Linked DNA regions of Homo sapiens: region 2 is linked to region 1. Evidence: read pairs that join two places in POLR2A ChIA-PET (ENCODE). Cell type or tissue: OCI-LY7. All regions are shown on one strand. Each heading gives the region's core, and the rest is flanking DNA. Links, peaks and the distances in the headings are about the cores only. Region 1 has its middle 18 kb from the start of PPIAL4D. Region 2 holds the start of RNVU1-26 (RNA, variant U1 small nuclear 26).

Region 1 (10,023 bases), core at 1,316-9,315:
CCATCTTCTGGGCCATTATCTGATTATTGCTGCTATCTCTCGCTTTGGGGAAAGGAGAGTCTCTTTCCTTATCAATAGTATTGGATCAGCTCTTCTAATTTCATGATGACATGAGTGTTCAGGAATGATGGAAGGCAAATGTAACCCTGAGAAAACTTGGTTTAACTACTGCATTTCACAAGTCCATATCCATCCTAGAAGGTCTTCCAGCCTGCTCTCTGCCTTGCTCCCAAGATGGCCACATGTAGGTCTCTTCTTTCCCGTAACCAGAGGGTTATAGATTATATTATCCTTCAAAGTCTGGGATAAACCAATTTCTCACTCTAAAGAGAACAACGTGTTTTGATTTTTCCAACCCTAACCCTAGCCTAAAGTCTACCTTCTAATCCTATCTTATTATAAATGTCCCTGGATTGATCTTTCAAGGGATTTTTGCCTACTGAAAAAATATTACTCTCACTCAAAGAATTGTGGCCTGACAAGAAATCTACAAGAGTCTTGGACACAGAGGCCAAAACATCATAACGTCTGGATTATTCAGGCTAAAGTAATATCACCTGTGGGTTACCCACAGCCCAGTCCTCAGCTTCAGACAATGCCGGAGTCACTAGTGTTCTGTTTTCTTTCCTCTATCATTCCTATTCAAAAATTCTAAAAATTTGGAGTTCCATTTCTCTTAAGAAGACATGAATACATTAGTACAGTAACATATTTATTTCTACTTCCTTGAAATTTTATTGAGAAATCCATCATTTTCCAAACTTTTCTTTCTATTGGTGTAAAACAGGGATGAATGGCCATGAGCACTTCATTGCCTCATCTCAGGTGACACTTTTTTGCCCTTTGAAAAGCCTATAATGTACTTTATAATGTAGTTTAACTTTTCCACTTCACCTCATGTAAACAAACTGATTTTCCAACTTATCAACACAGTATGAACATTTCTCCAAGTCAATTAACAGAGGAAATATCACTTTAAATGAATGCACAGTTTCTCTATATAGAGAAAAATAATATGTGTGCATATATGCATGTGTAAATATATGTATATGAGTAAATTCTACAAGTTTTTAAACTATCTTTTTACTGATGGAGACTCATCATGGTTTTTTTCCCCCTGTACTACAAACAAAGTAGCCATAAACATTCTAACATTCTGGAGTATGGTATCCCTTATATGAAATGCTTGGGACCAAAAATATTGTAGATTTTGGATTTTTTCAAATTTTGAAATATTTTCATATCATAACATGATATGTTAGGAATGAGACCCAATCTAAATTTATTTACATTCCCTACATATAGTATACATGTAGCCTGAAGGTAATTTTATGTATTTGTAAAATTTTGTGCAAGAAACAAAATTTTGACTGTCTTTTGGCTGTGACCAGTCATATAATGTCATATGTGAAATTTTTCACCTGTGGCATCATATCAGTGCTCAAAATGTTTCCAATTTTGAAGCATTTCAGATTTCAGATTTTTTAGTTGACCTTGGAACAACATGGGTTTCAACTGTGCAGGTCCGCCTACACTGGTATTTAAAAAAAAAAAAAATATATCAGAAAAAGTTTTGGAGAATTGCAATTGAAAAAACTAACAGACTAACTGCATAGCCTAGAATATAAAAAAAAAATTAAGAAAAAGCTATGTACATCCTGAATGCATAAAGTATATGTATATATTAATCTATTTTATCATTTACTACCATAAAATATACACAAATCTATTATAAAAAGTTAAAACTTATCAAAATGTATGCACACAAACCGTACAAGTCACTATTTGCAGTCAAGAGAAACATAAACAAACATAAAGATGCTGTATTAAACCACAACTGCATACAATTAACTATAGCACATACTGTACTACCCAAATAATTACTTTTATTTTATTTTTATAAATGTGCTAGGTACAAGCATAGTTTTATTATATGATTGTTTTGTTATTTGGATATATTGCTAGTGGTGAAGTCTGAGGTTTTACTGTACTCATCACCCCAATAGTGAACATTGTACCCAATAATCATTTTTCAACCCTCACTCCCCTCCAACCCTGGCATCTTTTGGAATATTCTCCAGCGTCTACTTTCCAGTGTATGTACTATTATAATAATTTTGTAGCCACCCCCTGTTGCTACTGTGGAGAGCTCATGTTGCCAGTATCTGCCATGAGCACTTGGTCTCTTCAGTAAATTCTGTATCTAAGTAAATAGTGTGTTCTCTCACAGTTCTCTTTTCATTGTGCTTAGTGTAATACTATAAATCTTGAATAACACCATGAGACCAATACAAAGTGCCACAAGTGATGCTGGGAGTGCTCCCAAGAAGCAGAGAAAAGTTGTGACATTATGAGAAAAAGTTAGATTGCTTCCTATAGATTGAGTTCTTCAGCTGCCTGCCATTTCAAAATAAATGAATCCAGTGTAAGGTCCCTTAAAAAAAAAAAGAGAAATTCATAAGGCCTCATTTCGTGCCAACAGGCATGAAAACCTTGTCCTTTCTTATCTCATATTCAAAATGCAGCTTTTATGTGGGGTACAGAATTGCTATAAGAAAGACATACCTATAGACTCTTATTTGATTCAAGAAATAGCGAAGTCATTATTTGACAACTTAAAGTAAAAGCAAGGTGAAAGATCTAAAGCTGGAGAATTTAATGGCAGCAAAGGATGATTTGATAATTTTAGAAAGTGGTTTGGTTTTAAAAATGTCAGGATAATGGGAGTAGCAACTTCTGCCAACCAAGAACCAGCAAGTGAATTCTCAAATGCCGTTAAGAAAAACATTGAGGAGAAAGGATATCTGCCTGAATAGGTATTAATGCAGCTGAAAGTGCCCTATTCCAGGGGGAAAAATAAAAGCCACAAAGATCATTTATTAGTAAGGAAGAGAAGCAAGCACCAAGATTTAAGGCAGGAAGGGATAGGCTAACTCTACTGCTTTGTGCAAATGTAGTCGGGTTTATGATCAGGGCTGCCCTTAACTATAAAGCTGCTAACCCCTGAGTCTTGAAAGGGAAAAGAGAAACACTAGTTGCCAGTCTTTTGGTTGTACAACAAGAAGGCCTGGACTATGAGAATGCTTTTTCTGGATTAGTTCCATCAGTGCTTTGTCCCTGAAGTCAGAAGTACCTTGCCAGTAAGGGACTGCTTTTTAAAGTTTTTTGTTGTTGTTGTTTAATTGGAAAATGCCCCCTGGCCACCCAGAACCCCATGAGTTCAACACCAAAGGCACTGAAGTGTTCTCCTTTTCCCCCAAACACATCTCTACTTCAGCCTCTAGATAAGGGAGTCATAAGGACCTTTAAGGCTCTACATATGGCACTCTATGGAAAGGTTTGTCAACATTGCAAAAGAGAAACCCAATAGAGAGAACATCATGGAAGTCTGGAAGGCTTACACCTTTCAAGATGTCATCAGTTGATAGAGAAAACCATGAAACTCAAAACAATAAATTCCTGCTGGACAAAAGCACAATTTGTGTCCAGATGTTGTGCATAGCTACAGAATTACGACAAACCCAATTTAGAGAAAACCATGGAAAGAAGTATGGATATGAAGGGAAAAAAAGGTGTGGAGTGAAGGGTTGTAAGATATGGATCTTGGAGGAATTTAAGAGCTAATACACACCACACCAGAGGAATTAACAAAAGATGACTTCATGGAGATGAGTGCTTCCTAACCAGTGCCAGATAATGAGGAAGAAGACATAGGAAAAGCAGTGCCAGAAAACAAATTGGCATTCAACAATCTGGCAAAAAAGCTTTGATTATTCAAGACTACTTTTGACTTCTTTTATGACATAGACCGTTCCATGATACAGGAACTGAAACTAAAGCAAATGGTGGAAGACGGATAGGTACTACACTGAAATGTTTTTAGAGAAATGAAAAAGCAAAATAGACAGAAATAATGATGTATTTTTGTAAAGTTTCACCAAGTGTGCTTGCCTCTTTTGCTTCCCCTTCCATCCCTTCACCCTCTTCCACCTCTGCTACCCTAAGACACAAAGACCAGCTCCTCCTCCTCCTCCTCTGCCTACTCAACATGAACACAACAATGATGAAGACCTTTAAGATGATCTACTTCCACTTAATGAATGGGTCATATATTTTCTCTTCCTTACAATTTTCTTGATTATAATTTCTTTTCTGTAGCTTAGTTTATTGTAAGAATACAGTATATAATACACATAGCATGCAAAATATGTCTTAAATGTAACGCATGTTATCAGTAAGCCTTCTGGTCAACAATAGGTTATTAGTAGTTTGGGGGGAATCAAAAGTTGTATGCAGATTTTTCACTGTGTGGGAGGCCAGCTCCCCTAACCCTATGTTGTTCAAGGGGCAACAATATTCTTTCTCACTGGCACTTTACTTTCCATAAATTCAAATCCCAAAAGTAGAACTGCAAGTTCAAAAGGATTTTTAAAAAAATAATTACTGTCAGATTACAGAAAGTTTCCAATTTACATTTTCACTACCAATGTACAATGTTGGCGTCCCTGAATCCTTATCAGCAATGAATTTTTAAATATACTATAAGAGATGAAAAAATTTTTTTTAAATTTGGAATTCCCTGATCACTAATGAAGTTAAGCATCAATATTATTCCTTTAATATGCAAATGCTGAAAATACATTTAACTATAATAGATGTCAAAAATCTGTAAATCAGGCTAGGTGTGGTAGGCACTCACCTGTATTCCCAGCCACTGGGAGACTTGAGTCCAGGAGTTCCAGACTGTAGTATGCAATGATCAAGCCTGTGAATAGCCACTGCACTCCAGCATGGACAACATAGCAAGACCCCATCTTTTTTTAAAAAAAAGAGTCTATAAGACAAAGGTCCTCATAAATTAAGAGAAGCCAAGACAGTCACTGTGACTGCAGAATATTTTAATTTTTTTTATTATACTTTAAGTTCTAGGGTACATGTGCACAACGTGCAGGTTTGTTACATATGTATACATGTGCCATGTTGGTGTGCTGCACCCATTAACTCATCTTTTACATTAGGTATATCTCCTAATGCTATCCCTCCCCCAGCCCCCCACCACAGAGCAGGCCCCAGTGTGTGATGTTCCCTTTCCTGTATCCATGTGTTCTCATTGTTCAATTCCCACCTGTGAGTGAGAACATGTGGTGTTTGGTTTTTTGTCCTTGTGATAGTTTGCCGAGAATGATGGTTTCCAGCTTCATCCATGTCCCTACAAAGGACATGAACTCATCCTTTTTTATGGCTGCATAGTATTCCATGGTGTATATGTGTCACATTTTCTTAATCCAGTCTATCACTGATGGACATTTGGGTTGGTTCCAAGTCTTTGCTATTGTGAATAGTGCCGCAATAAACATACGTGTGCGTGTGTCTTTATAGCAGCATGATTTATAATCCTTTGGGTATATACCCAGTAATGGGATGGCTAGGTCAAATGGTATTTCTAGTTCTAGATCCTTGAGGAATCACCACACTGTCTTCCACAATGATTTAACCAGTTTACAGTCCCACCAACAGTGTGAAAGTGTTCCTATTTCTCCACATCCTCTCCAGCACCTGTTGTTTCCTGACTTTTTAATGATCGCCATTCTAACTGGTGTGAGATGGTATCTCATTGTGGTTTTGATTTGCATTTCTCTGATGGCCAGTGATGATGAGCATTTTTTCATGTGTCTGTTGGCTGCATAAATGTCTTCTTTTGAGAAGTGTCTGTTCATATACTTCGCCCACTTGTTGTTGGGGTTGTTTGTTTTTTCTTGTAAATTTGTTTGAGTTCATTGTAGATTCTGGATATTAGCCCTTTGTCAGATGAGTAGATTGCAAAAATGTTCTCCCATTCTGTAGGCTGCCTGTTCACGCTGATGGCAGTTTCTTTTGCTGTGTAGGAGCTCTTTAGTTTAATTAGATCCCATTTGTCAATTTTGGCTTTTATTGCCATTGCTTTCAGTGTTTTAGACATGAAGTCCTTGCCATGCCTGTGTCCTGAATGGTATTGCCTAGGTTTTCTTCTAGGGTTTTTATGGTTTTAGGTCGAACATGTAAGTCTTTAATCCATCTTGAATTAATTTTTGTATAAGGTGTAAGGAAGGGACCCAGTTTCAGCTCTCTACATATGGCTAGCCAGTTTTCCCAGCACCATTTATTAAAGAGGGATTCCTTTCCCCATTTCTTGCTTTTGTCAGGTTTGTCAAAGATCAGATGGTTGTAGATGTGTGGTGTTATTTCTGAGGGCTCTGTTCTGTTCCATTGGTCTATATCTCTGTTTTGGTACAACTACCATGCTGTTTTGGTTACTGTAGCCTCGTAGTCTAGTTTGAAGTCAGGTAGCGTGATGCCTCCAGCTTTGTTCTTTTCACTTAGGATTGACTTGGCAATGCGGGCTCTTTTTTGTTTCCGTATGAACTTTAAAGTAGTTTTTTTCCAATTCTGTAAAGAAAGTCATTGGTAGCTTGATGTGGATGGCATTGAATCTATAAATTACCTTGGGCAGTATGGCCATTTTCACGATATTGATTCTTCCTATCCATGAGCATGGAATGTTCTTCCATTTGTTTGTGTCCTCTTTTATTTCCTTGAGCAGTGGTTTGTAGTTCTCCTTGAATAGGTCCTTCACATCCCTTGTAAGTTGGGTTCCTAGGTATTATTTCAAATATTATTGTAAAACAATGAGATATTGAAACATACATTGGAGCAAACTCTTCTTCATCTTTAAATCCTTTCAGCACAGAGACAATCAACTGACTGTCTGGGTACTACCTGACCACTATTGGAGTCTCTTTCATCTGCCTGAGTCTGTGCAACAATATGAAATTATAATTTTACTATGCACCTAAACGTTCCTCAATATATTGAATTCTTACAGAATTTGAAGAGTCATATTTTGTAAATCCAGTTACCTTTTTCCACTACTCTAGGCCTCATATACTATCTGGCCTAAGGGTTAAAGGTCCATAATTGAATAAGCCAAACTTGTTAATTTGAGGGTAAAGCATGTCAAGAAATCTGGCCTTAATGTCCAATGAACTTATGTCATATTAAGTAGCTGGATAGAAACATGCATTCCAAAGTGGATACTGTTTATCAGGCTCAGTGCTCTATTCTTGACAGTAAATCCCAGAATAGGGTGGATGCTTTAATTTTGTATTAAATAGTATTAGGTGTAATATCAAAACCACTAAGGGAACACTAATGATGAGAATAGGAACACTAGCTGTGGAGCTGGCAATTTTCTATAGAAATCCTATCTCTTTCAATTGCCTGTTTAGTGGGCAAGTGTTTCAGTTCCTATAATATCTAAATTGGAGAAAATCACCCCACCTACTTCTTCAGGTGTTATGATAATTATGAGGGATAACATCTTTTTAAGTGTTTAACACAATTCCTCACACATAGAAAGCAATAATAAACATTGGCTAGCATTGTAAGGATGGATTATTGTCTTCCAATGTGTTTTCATACATTTTCTTTCTGGGATCTTGAGTGAAACATGTGGATCTAGAACAAGAACAAAATGATGTTACCTTGATGATCTCTATGTAGGGTCACACTCAAGGCATCTTAAAATATTTTGCTGGCCAACAAAAGACACCTCCTGTTCTAATTGGGCATTGTCCTTTTCTTTAAACTATGCAGACAAACAATATTATAAAGTGAGAACATCCGCATAAAAAACCTAAACATAAATCTTAATAGTGAGTTCATGAAAATTCTTACTGATGAAATGGCAATGTCACAGACTGACTGTTTATGTCCCCCCAAATTTGTATATTGAAATCCTAACCCCCAAGCTACTCGTGTTAGGAGATAGAGCCTTGGGGAGGTGATTAGGTCATGAGGACAAGATTCTCATGAATGGGATTTGTGCCCTTATAAAAGAGATCCCAGAGAGCTCATTGGCCCCTTCCAAAGTATGGGGATACAGCAGGAAGTTGCCATCTATGAGCCAGAAGGGTGAACCTCACCCCAGATGCTGAATCTGCCTTAATATTGGACTTCCCAGCCTGCACAACTGTAAGAAATTTCTGTTGTTTATAAGTTACTCAGCTTGTGGTATTTTGTTACAGCAGCCTACACAGACTAAGACAAGTAGCATTTTGAGGATTAAAATTTCTTCATAAATGAATAGAGTATGCCCTGTTAAACCATATTCTCAGCTAACCCCATTTACTCACTGTTCCTCTTTATTTTAGTTTCACATTTTTGCTATTTATCTCTGTAATTTTATTCATTCTTCACAATTTGCCATTCTTATACTTCGAATCATGTTATCAGTTTATAATACCTCCATCAAATGATAGTCTGCATTTGTTTATCCTTGGCTGATTCAAAACACTTGGCATAATTTCCTTAAAGGAAATCATCTTCATCCCACCTCACAACACTGTATTATTTTCAATTAATTTCCAATAAACTCTTAATTGTCCATGCTCTGTCAGAGTTGGCAGAGTTAATCCCTGTTTAAGCTAATAGGTTCAACTTCTTCAACAAACAAATCTTTCATGAAAGCTGCTGACAAGCCAGAGTATTAATTAAATCTAGTTTCATTGCTTCTCAATTTCCTTGATCTTTCTCTCTTGTTCTTTGGGAAACAAACAGTCACAGAGTTCTGGCGCTAATAAATACTATAAAAAGTAGGAAATACAGTCTAAAGAAGCAGAATATTCTGTTTAAAGTTGATGTGGTGCTTTTTGTGCACCAAGCATTGGCTCAAAAGCCTGAAAATTAGGCAGCAATACTTCCTAAGCTCATCTTCAACCATAAGGCAGAAAAGCCAAACATATCTGAAAATATAATATCACTGGTACCTTATACCAGCACTAAGAATAAGAAAACCCTGGAAAGTGGCTCGAGTACAGTATTTTTCTATTGGAATTAATTTTTCAAAATGGAAAGGACTTCATTGTTATTTTTATTATAAAATTAGTATATGTTTATTATTAAAAATAAGTACAAAAATCTCTAAAAGAAAAAGGGAAAAATTACCAGCAGTTCCACATTCCAGATATCATCACTGTTAGCATTTAGGATACAAATATCCAAACACTTTTTCTGTCAATACATGTAATTTTTAAATTTGACCATTACACAATGTACACATGCACTAAAGCACCACACTGTACCCCATAAACATGTGCAATTATTATGTCAATTAAAAACAAAATAAAAGCATTTTACAAAAAATCATGTTTTGTTAATAACTTGTTTTTCTAATTTTATACACCATAAAATAAATGTCTTTACATGACATTTATTTTATGATAATAACTAATTTATTCATTTAAACAGCAAGGTACATTTCATTCTACAGATATACTATATAATATTTACTCCAATCTCTGGATGAGAATTTATGTTGCCCGTAAATATTGTATCACAAACATTATAAGAATAATCTCTGTAAAGGTTTTCTTCCTGAATTATTATTTGGGTAGAAAAATTACTAGAAATAGAATAACTGGGTCAAAGATTAAAGACAATTTAAATTTCAATATATAGAATCAAATTATTCTCCAAAATATTGTACTCTACAGTATTTGAATTTTGATTTTTTTCTCCATTTTCACTACTGCCAATAACTTTAATCTTTGTCGATAAATGAGACAAAAAAGACAAATAATGCAATATTATACAAGGGAGATTAATAGGTAGAAAAAGAAATGCAATGGCCAGGAATAACAGAAGATGTTCAACATCAATCCAACCAAATTATTGAGTCTTTAAAATGCAATAGCAGTCAATGTTAGCAAGAGTGTAGGTATTAGACATTCTCATAGGAATATAAACTAGGGCCATGTTTTAGGATCATATTAGATCACAGCAATTAAAAAATGTTAAATTCATATGTTCTATAGCAACTTCTCAGGTTGGAATTTATCACATGGAGAATCTTGTAAAATACATAAACCAAGATATGTTATTAATGTTATTGGTAGCCTATTGTTTAAATAAAAAATATATTTATACAATACAGTTGTTAAAAGTTAAGAATATCTTGAAGGTAAATTATTAAACAAAAATAGAAAG
Region 2 (10,023 bases), core at 1,027-9,026, 740 kb after region 1:
ATATACATACATACATACATAGCAGAATACCTGTGATCAGATTTCTGTTTTACTGTCCCTAATTAATTTGATTACAGCAGGGAGGGATAATTCTCTGATTAGAATCTCACAAACCATTACCTCTGTGGGAAATTTGACAAGGTTCCAGGTTTGCCACTCAAAACCACAAACCACTTTTGACCATAATGACCCATTGGTACATCCTGTGCTAAATTTCACCTGTATTCCTCCTGATTGCACTCACGATGCAACTCAGGGTCATATCAAGCAAAACCTGTTTATCTAATCTGTCTGACTCACCCTAACCTTCCTGCTGCAAGTCTCAGTTTAACCCATCGTAATCGTATTGTCAAAATAATTGCCTGTAATCCCAGCACTTTGGGAGGCCAAGGCAGAAGGATCACTTGAGCACAGGGGTTTGAGACTAGCCTGGGCAAAATGGTGAAACACTGGCTCTATAAAATATATACAAATTAGCTGGGTGTGGTGGTGCCCACCTGTAGTCCCAGCTACTCAGGAGCATGAGGTGAGAGGATGACTTGAGCTAAGGAGTTCAAACCTGCAGCAAACCCTGATGACGCCACTGCACTCCAGCCTGGGCAACAGAATGAGACCCTGTCTCAAAAAATAAATAAATAAGCTGCGTGTGGTGGTGTGTGCCTGTAGTCCCAGCTGCTTGGGAGGATGAGCCATTGAGCCTTGGAGGTCAAGAGGTCAAGGCTGTACTGAGCTGTGATCTTGTCACTGAATTCCAGCCTGGGAGACAGAGTCCTTGTCTTAAAAAGTAATTATAATAAAAATAAAAAGTACAAAACCAACCAAACAAAAAATTGTTTCTTCACTCTGAAATAACAGTGGTTAACACCATGATGCCACTGGAAAGTTAAAAGAAAAACACTCCCTCCTGCTATCAAGATCCAACCTGCCCTCTTGCTCTAAATTTCTGACCCATGGTTTAAATGCCCAAAAGCTGATGTACTCAAGTTATAGCGCACCTACCTGTTTGGCGTTTATTTTTGTCTCTTGAAAAGATCACCATCCATGGCCCTATAAATGTCGAAGGGCATGGAATGATGAAGTGCAATGTCATTATTGTTATGTATCTCTCATCGTTTTACTTCTGGGAAAACTAATTTCATGGTATTCTGAAGAGTAGAGATGATTCAATAAGTGACAGCAGCTGTAGACTTAACTGAGGCCCCTCTCTCTCTCTCTCTTTTTTTTTTTTTTTTTGCCACTCTATGATGCCCTTTTTTTTTTTAAGACCGAGTCTCACTCTGTCACCCAGGCTGGAGTGCAGTGGTGTGATATTAGCTCAGTGCAGCCTCAAACTCCCAGGCTCAAGCAGTCCTCCTACCTCAGCCTCCTGAATAGCTGGGACTAAGGTGTGTGCCACTACACCTGGCTAACTTTGTATTTTTTGTAGAGATGGGGTTTCACCATGTTGCCCAGGCTGGTTTTGAACTCCTGGACTCAGGCAATCCACCTATCTTGGCCTCCTGAAGTGCTGGGACTACAGGTGTGAGCCACCATGCCTGGCTGTAATGCCCTTTCAATTGGACTTTTGGGCATTCTTAAAAATTCCTCAGTGAGGTGGCTTCTTTCCTCCCCTGTCCCCTGCTTGGGACAGGACTATCCGGGAATGAGCCTTTCTGGCAAAGAAGGACACCCTTGACTTAGCTTTTGATCATCGATGCTTTCAAGAAGAAAGATTAAAAAAACTTTTTATCTGAGGAATGTGAGCCCTTTCAAATGATCAGGCCCAGAGAGACGTTAAATCGAGACAGCAACCACTTTCCGCTCCTTCCTTTTGAGCTGCGCTGAGCTATGTATTCATCCGTTGAAACTGCTTGCTATTGCCTTAAGTAGCTGTAAATTAACCTAATAATGCCACACCAATCCCTATACCCCCATACCCTATAACTTAACAACATATAGCCAATCACCAAGCAATGTTATTTCTGTAAACCAATGAGAATTCCTGATAGGCACCTATCAGCCCACTGTCTGTCCCTGCTTTTGAACTTTAAAAACCTGCTTGTGGGCAGGGTGCGGTGGCTCACGCCTGTAATCCCAGCACTTTGGGAGGCCGAGGCAGGCGGATCATGAGGTCAGAAGATCCAGACCATCCTGGCTAACACGGTGAAACCCCGTCTCTATTAAAAAAATACAAAAAAATTAGCTGGGCGTGGTGGCGGGTGCCTGTAATCCCAGCTACTAGGGAGGCTGAGGCAGGAGAATGGCGAGAACCCGGGAGGCGGAGCAGAGTTCGCGCCACTGCACTCCAGCCTGGGCGACAGAGTGAGACTCCGTCTCAAAATAAATAAATAAATAAAAAATAAAAAATAAAAACCTGCTTGTGACAAAGGCCAAAGGGAGCTCAGATCCAAGCTTCCTTGGTGTGAGTCTTCCAGGCAGTTGTCTTCATGTTGACTCAAGTAAACTCTAAATTATATTTTGTGCTTCAGCCTCCTTCTTTTAGGTCAACATGTTCAACAACAGTAGAAGAAATACATAAGTTAATGTATATTCCTACAAAGGAATACACGTAGAACCAAATAACCATATGAATAACATGAAAAATTCATAGACATAGGACTGAGTGAAAGAAGTCAGACCTATGCCTCTGCTTCTGCAACCGCCTTTGCAAAAATTACAACTGGGACAATTACCACAGTGAAAGAGATCTGATCTAACTGATTCCATCTTGCTTCTAACGTACAAGCTGTCCTTGTTGATTGCTGGGCACAGGCCGAAATAACTTTGGGAGGAAATTAGTTTATGGTTTAGCTGTGAAACAAAGATGATAATATCCCTTTCCCAAAGCAAACCCCTTTCCTGCCTGGGGACTAGACTGCCTTTGCCGGACTAACAAATTAGCCACGAGATTAGAAATTATGGTTTAGGAGTCATGTAGCCTCTGGCTGCAAGATTCTAAACCTCCCCAAATTGTTCCTGGAGATCACATCGTTATTGGAAAACCTAAGATCAGTGCTTGAGATATTTTGCCGACCCTGCACTCAGTGGATCAGCTGGCACCAGCTAGACTGATAACCTGGCTCAGCTGGTCTTGTGGCCCCCAAGCAGGAACTGACCCAGCACAAGACCACAGCTTCAGCTCCCTGTGATTTCATCTCCGACCTGGCCAAGCAGAACTCTCAATTCACCGGCCCCCAATCACCAAATAAAGAGTGCAGCTCTTTATTGCAATTCCCCTGTGTCGAAAAATTGGCTCTGTCTAGGCAGCAGGCAGGGTGTACCTGTTGGGCAGTAACACTCCCCCCAAAACCCACTACAGACTGTGACTCAGCTTATATGAAAGTAAAGGGCAGGAAAAACTTGCCTGATAGATTTGCAGAGACGGGGGTGGAAACCATTAATAAGTCTGTGGAGTATTCTCAGAGTTTGGTGTTGTAGTCTACATATTAAAAGTAATCAGTTAAACACCTGAAATAAAACTTCTCCCAAATATTTTTGCCAAATTTGGATGACTGTGTTTCTGTCTTCGCAGCATATAAAGTGTTAACATGAGGTAAGCGCTAAGGTCTAGAGAAGGCAGTGAAGAGATGACAAACTCCAGCACCATGCCTGAATGTCCAGTGTGCTCTGCTGGGGCAGCACATTTTTGTACATTGCTGTATCTGAAAAAAACCCTACAAGATTCATGAAACTGGACGACCGTCTTTATAATACTCCTAGTGATAAAACAAGTAAGGATGGCTGGTTTGCAGTCATCTGAGCAGCCTCTCTAGTTTCATAGATACGGTTTCTCTCTGATATTGAACGACTTCCAAATGTCAAGCGAAATGCTACATCACAAGGATAACCGTATGTGAAAAGAACCGTTTTTCTTTGTAATCCTAAACTTTCTAGTCTGAGCTTTAAAAGCCATTATTTGAAGAAAAGCGCACAGGCTCCAGCTGGCCGCCAAAGGGGTCCTTTGCATCACAGGCTAAGAACCTACTTCTTTGGGAGAGACCAGGGACGGGGATGGGAGGGAAAGGAGGTAGAGTCAGGTGTCACTTCCTCCGCCCGCTCCCACAGCTGGTTGGTCGGCCGAGTGGCAGAGGGTGGGGCGGAAGAGCAGACGGGGACGGGAAAGGCGCTGTCGGTGACATCACAGATAGGGCGATTCCTATGCAGAGGAGGCAGCTCAGGGGCTGCTGCTTCACCACGAAAGATTTCTCGTGCTGTGGGAGCTAGTCCAGGACCTCCGGTTGGACGTGATAGTCCCAGCTGTGTGTCAGGGCTAGGAAGACTTGAGGCGGCATGGGGGCGGGGTGGGGGAATGCGCGGGCCAAGTGACCATGCGTGTAAGGGGTGAGGCGTATGGAGCTGTGGCAGGGCGGAGGGGCGTTCATTCATACTTACGTAACAGGAGAAAATACGGCCATGAAGTTGGTGTTTCTCGGGGGCGATTTCTCCATTGTACTCAGTATGTGCTGACTGACTCCTGTTACTTCCACATGTGGGGAAACTGGACTGTAATTTGTGGTGGTGGGGAATTGCGTTCGCGCTTTCTTCTGGAGGTTGTAGTGCAAAAAGCAGTTTGTCTACCAAGTGATACTTTCAGCTTTTACAAATGCTGAACAATATCCATGGTGTGTTTTCATGTCACCTCCTCTCCCTTCTTTGTTAGAAAAAAATGGAAGAGCACGTGGATGTTTTGAGATGAGAAGAGGTGCGTTCACCACCTTCACATCCGTGTAGGCTTGTTATTAAGGGAAAGGGAACAAAGGAGTCTCACTTATGTAAGATGACCTTACATGAGAAGAAGAAATTCGAGTTGGTGAAAAGAAAGAAATTCAATTTCAGCCGGGCGCGGTGGTTGACACCTGTAATTCCAGCACTTTGGGAGGCCGAGGCAGGCGGATCACGAGGTCAGGAGATCAAGACCATCGTGGCTAACACGGTGAAACCCCGTCTCTACTAAAAAATACAAAAAAATTAGTTAGGTGTCGTGGCGGGTGCCTGTAGTCCCAGTTACTCGGGAAGCTGAGGCAGGAGAATGGCGTGAACCTTGGAGGCGGAGGTTGCAGTGAGCCGAGATCGCACCACTGCACTCTAGCCTGGGGGACAGAGCGAGACTCCGTCTCAAAAAAAAAAAAAAAAAAAAAAAAGAATTCAATTTCAACAGTCTAATATCCTGGCATGCAAGAGAGAAATTCTAAGACTGTCTCAACTGTAGAAATGTTCAGGGGGAAAAAAAAATAGATGATTATTTATTCTGGTTCATTCATTGTCTCGTTGAGTTTGTCAGATGCCAGGTGAGGTGCCTTACATGTGTTCATAACCTCAAGACATAAAAGGGAAGGAATTTTAGAATGATTCAATGATATCACTGTTTTGCCTAATAAGCAAATAATTCAGTAAGAGACACTTATTAACAAATCTAAGAATAAAGTTTCCTTTTTAATCACAAAATTGCCTTTCTTCACATTATCTTTCTTTACATTCTTTGACAAAGTACCCCAACCCATCAATATTGTCTGTCTTATCCAAACTGAAGGATGATAATCCAGATTTAAGAAAATATCTATCAAAATAATGACAACATTGAGCATGTACTCAGTATCTGCTGGGTATAGGGCACAACAAATATCTCTCGAGTTAGTACCAGGCCCTGTGCTGAGGCCTCCACTCCTCTCTAGCTCATGTGCACTGAGCAGCGAGTGCCACTGGCTCCTTGAAAGCTGCTCAGGCACCACCGTTTTTAATTCCCATGAGAGGTGCTGTGTGCACCCCAGTGGACAGATGAGGGAATGGAGAGCAGGTGGATACCCTTGGGTAGAGAGCCACACACGGTTGGATCCAGCTCTAGAAGGACTGACCCCTTCTCTACCCGACTCGAGAAAGCCCACTGTCAATGATCTCGACCTCTACTTTATGTCTCCTATTTCTGGAACGGAAATGACCTCATGCATATTTCAAATTCTCCAGCTTTTCCTTGCCTTTCCTCCATCTTGTCAGTACTCAAATAGGAAAATGATATATACATATATGTTGATCATGTACACTTAATTTCCTAGTTGTAATTAAGTATAAATTTCAGGCAAAATGCTAACTTGAATATATTTTTATGTTAAAACTTTTCCATATTTCATTCACTTATCATTAAGAAAGCAAAACCTTTGCACAAAATATTGTGCTAGCCTTTGCCAGGAGACAGAAATGAGGAGTCATGGGCTGTGTTCTTCAGGAGTGTTGAGTTCTCCCGAGAGTGTGAGAATACACAGGTAAGCCCAATAGAAAGCAAAAGTCAGGGCCGGGCATGGTGGCTTATGCCTGTATTCCCAACACTTTAGGAGGCCGAGGTGGGCAGATAACTTGAGGTCAGGAGTTCGAGACCAGCATGGCCAACATGGTGAAACCCCATCTCTACTAAACACACACACACACACACACACACACACACACACACACAAATTAGCTGGGTGTGGTGGGATATACTTATAATCCCAGCTACTTGGGAGGCTGAGGGAGGAGAATCACTTGAACCAAGGAGGCAAGGGTTGCAGGAGGCAGTGATTGTGCCACTGCACTCCAGCCTGGGTGACAGAGCAAGACTCTTGTCTCAAACAAGCACACAAACCAAAAGCAAAAGTCAGATGACTAAGGCAGTGATGATTGCCACATCCTGTGCAGGGCAGCCTCTGGGATTTGTCTCAAAACACACTCGATCTAGTTCTTGACACCCATTGAGATGGATGCTAGGCTATAGGCAGTTACATAAGATCTTCGAGCCTCAGTTTCCTTATCTCTGAAGTGAGAAAAGTAATATTGATATTGTTAAAAAGGCATGAGATTTAGATATAAGTAAAATACTTGTATTTTACTTAGTACCTACTTAATCTTCATGAGTGAGTCAAAGAAAGCAAGTAGAATTAGGCAGGGTTGTGCGGATGGGGAGAGGCAAGCTGTGCTAAAGACAGGGGAAATGAGCAGATAGAATGCAGGGCTAAACACAGATACCTACAACCTGCAGCAGAGGCAACTTACTGAGCTTAACATAGAGAATACAAGTCACTTTAAAATGTACAGCTCTATGTTACTTTTCACCCCACAATAAAATCGGTCCTTACCTAGAAAAAAGTAAAGATAAAAATGAAAGAAAAGAGGAGTGGGGGAAGTAACATACATGTGTACACATTCAGACCTTTGGCATGCTTACATCAGAGAAAGAACACTTTTGCAAGTTTTCTTGGCACAACGAATGGTAATAATTTTTAAGTCTATTGTGTCTGTCCTCTATTCATATATTCTGAAACTGCTGACCTCTCATTGACAACAGTATGCCTCTTTTTCTAAGATTAGAAATTTTAAAATGTAATTGCTGATAATAAACAATGGACATTATGCTAAGCGAAGTGAGCCAGTCAAAAAAATAAACAAACAAACAAACAAATAAATACTACATGATTCAACTCATTTTAGGTTGGTGCGAAGTTATTGTGGTTTTTGCCATTAAAAGTAATATAAAGTACCTGGAATAGTCAAATGTATAGCAAGAGAAAATAGAATGGTGCTTGCCAGGGGCTGGAGGGAAGGAGAAATGGGGTTGTTGTTCAGTGGGTGCAGGGTTTGAATTTTGCAAGATGAAAGGGTTCTGTGGCTGGATGGTGGTCATGGCTTCACAGCACTGTCAACGTGCATGATGCCACTGACCTGCGCACATCTTAAGTGGTTAATGATCAATTTTATGTCATATGTATTTTTTCACATTTGAAAACACTTTTAAAAACCATTCTTGTTAGTATTTAAAGAACTGCAAGATAAAAAAGAGACATTTTTAAAGTATGAAGTCGTGTGCACAGGTTCATCGTCTAGGTGTGTACTCATGAAAACAAATCTCTTGTGTTGCAGATAGCGCTCGTTAAGGTTGATTTCTGCATATCAGTGAGAGTTCAGTGATCTTACATTCAACATAAATATGACAACTTTACAAACATCCCCCCTTTCATCCACTGAGTGAGTTTATCAGGAAAACCCAACAAAATCCTTCCAGGCCTCCCTGGGGGAAGGTACACAGTCCCCTGCTCTGGAGGAGGATATGGAGGCAGACATGGAGGCTCACGCTGGTTAAGGGAGTTTTCCAAAGTCACCAGCAGCAAGGAACCTTCTGAAACTGCTGACAAGTCCGTGCTTTTCCCACGTCCACTTACATTATTTAGGCAAGACCCACTTGGGAATCTATTTTTTCAAGGCATGATCAGGACTAGGTTCAGGATGGTAGAGCAGGGCTGTTTTTGAAAGGCGGTCTCTTTCTCTTTGCACCAAGCTTTCCGTAAGTGTGTGGGTGACCCTCCCAACTTCCTCCTCTCTCCCACAACCACGGCCCTCGCTGCTTCTCTCAGCTTCTCTCCCCGACACCTGGACACTCCTCTTGGCTACCTGGGGGCTGGCATTGTGGGAGGCAGCCGACGCCAGTGGGTGCTGCTGGGATCCCTGCCCACACCCAGCAGTTGCCTGGAGATGGAGGTATGCCAGGTATGTGGGCCAACAGCTGCAGAGTTGCCACTGACAGGCCGGAGGAGGATTCTTTGTCAGTGACCGCACCAGCCCGAGCCCCTGCCAGCTGTCCCACTCAGTATGCCCTGGCTTCCAGGGCCCCAGCCAAGGAAGGGTGTGGACATGAGATACAGTGGTGGCCACAAGGCAGGGGTCAAGGGGAAGGCAGGCTGATACTAGCAACAGAGTAAATGACACTTCAGAAGCGTCCTCTCTTACAAACAAGAGCAACTGTGTGTGTCCCAGTGAGTATGGGAAGCTCAGTCTCCTAACATCATTCAAGGGTCTCCAAGTGACTGTGCATACAGTTTTAAAAATATCACCGAACTTGTTTTTCTTACCCCAGCCATTTTTTATAACTATATCTAGGGAATGGGTTGGTTGACTCTAAAGAGCAAGGAACTAAAGAAAAGATAAACATGGAAACTTCAGGTTTTCCAGAATCTTGCATATTTCCCTCCTGTTTCCCTATTATAATTTACATTTAAAATGGAGAGATATGCAGTTTAAGCCAAATGTTTTGAGTCATGAAAACAAGTGAAACTCTTTTGCCTGTTCATGATAAACCTTCAGATTTGGTGACTTCTTTCCACCAAGGCAAGATAGGTTTCACTGGGGGGAACTGAACTGGTGTGGTGTTTTCTGCCTTCAGCCATCTGTGTGTACACTGTGACAATATGGTTCTGTGCTGGATGAGACGCCTACTATTTTTTCATCTCACTAAAGAGCCTCAAGTTTCTCAGCTACAACCTGGAGGAAGTGTCTGAAAGCTGATTTTCTGATGCCCAGCCCCAGGACTCCTTTTCCACTGCACAATATCAGACCTGCTTTTCTCTAAATCAGAATTAGGCACGCCACTCCAGATGAAAGAGCCCTGTCGTTGAAATGCCTTTCTTTGGCCCACACTAAGTATACTTTCTGCTCCCGTTTGAACTCAAATATCATGTATATTTTAACAGCTGCTGCTCTCTAAGCAAACTGATTCACATAGAAAATCCAGGATTGTGACTACTTATTTTTTCCTCTCTACACATGAAACAGATTCCCTGGAAACACAGTTATCTTAAGTAGCTGGAATTGTCTAACTTCGGTTACTTTATTATTTACAAATCAGCCAGGTGAGAACAAGAAAGTGAAAAGCAGGAAACAAGATAGGCAGAGAAACAAAGGGCTCGATCGCAAGAGCAGCAAGATGCCTGAGCAGATCCACAGGGTTCTCAGGGCTGCAGCAAAAATCAAAGAACAGTCGTGGTCTCAGGGCTCGCCATAGATCAGACCACGGCTTCCAACCATGCCACAGGCTGTCTGTGTGTTCCCTGCACACCATTCATTTTTGTCCTTCTATTTTAATGATCTGAAACCAAGTTTGGGCCATGTGTAGACAGGCCATTCGGAGGAGGCTTCGGGAAGGAGGGCGCATCTGAGACTAGTTGTAAAAGATGAGGAGGATTTCCACAATCGCTCAAAGGAAAGGGGCATTTCAGAAAGAGAGAAGAGCACGTTCACGTGAGCCCA

What was found. ChIA-PET counts read pairs that join two places held together with the same protein. Peaks named below come from ENCODE experiments on the same cell type or tissue, not always from the same donor. Only the 100,000 strongest peaks of a DNase experiment are listed, where the experiment ranks them.
Region 2: POLR2A ChIA-PET joins it to region 1 with 5 read pairs; 1 of 35 experiments calls an interaction of 5 or more read pairs at or near these places.

Annotation. Positions count from the first base shown.
Region 1 is chr1:145,255,443-145,265,465 of GRCh38, reverse strand. No RefSeq gene overlaps it. Among named protein-coding and RNA genes, the nearest start is that of PPIAL4D, 18 kb to the right of the region's middle. In OCI-LY7, for the core only: no CTCF peak of the experiment used is centred there; no DNase peak of the experiment used is centred there; H3K27ac peaks cover 443 bases.
Region 2 is chr1:144,518,362-144,528,384 of GRCh38, reverse strand. RNVU1-26 (RNA, variant U1 small nuclear 26) reads left to right here and starts at 4,364; the gene lies at 4,364-4,525. In OCI-LY7, for the core only: no CTCF peak of the experiment used is centred there; DNase peaks (open chromatin) are centred at 4,143, 4,368 and 4,649; H3K4me3 peaks cover 897 bases; H3K27ac peaks cover 877 bases.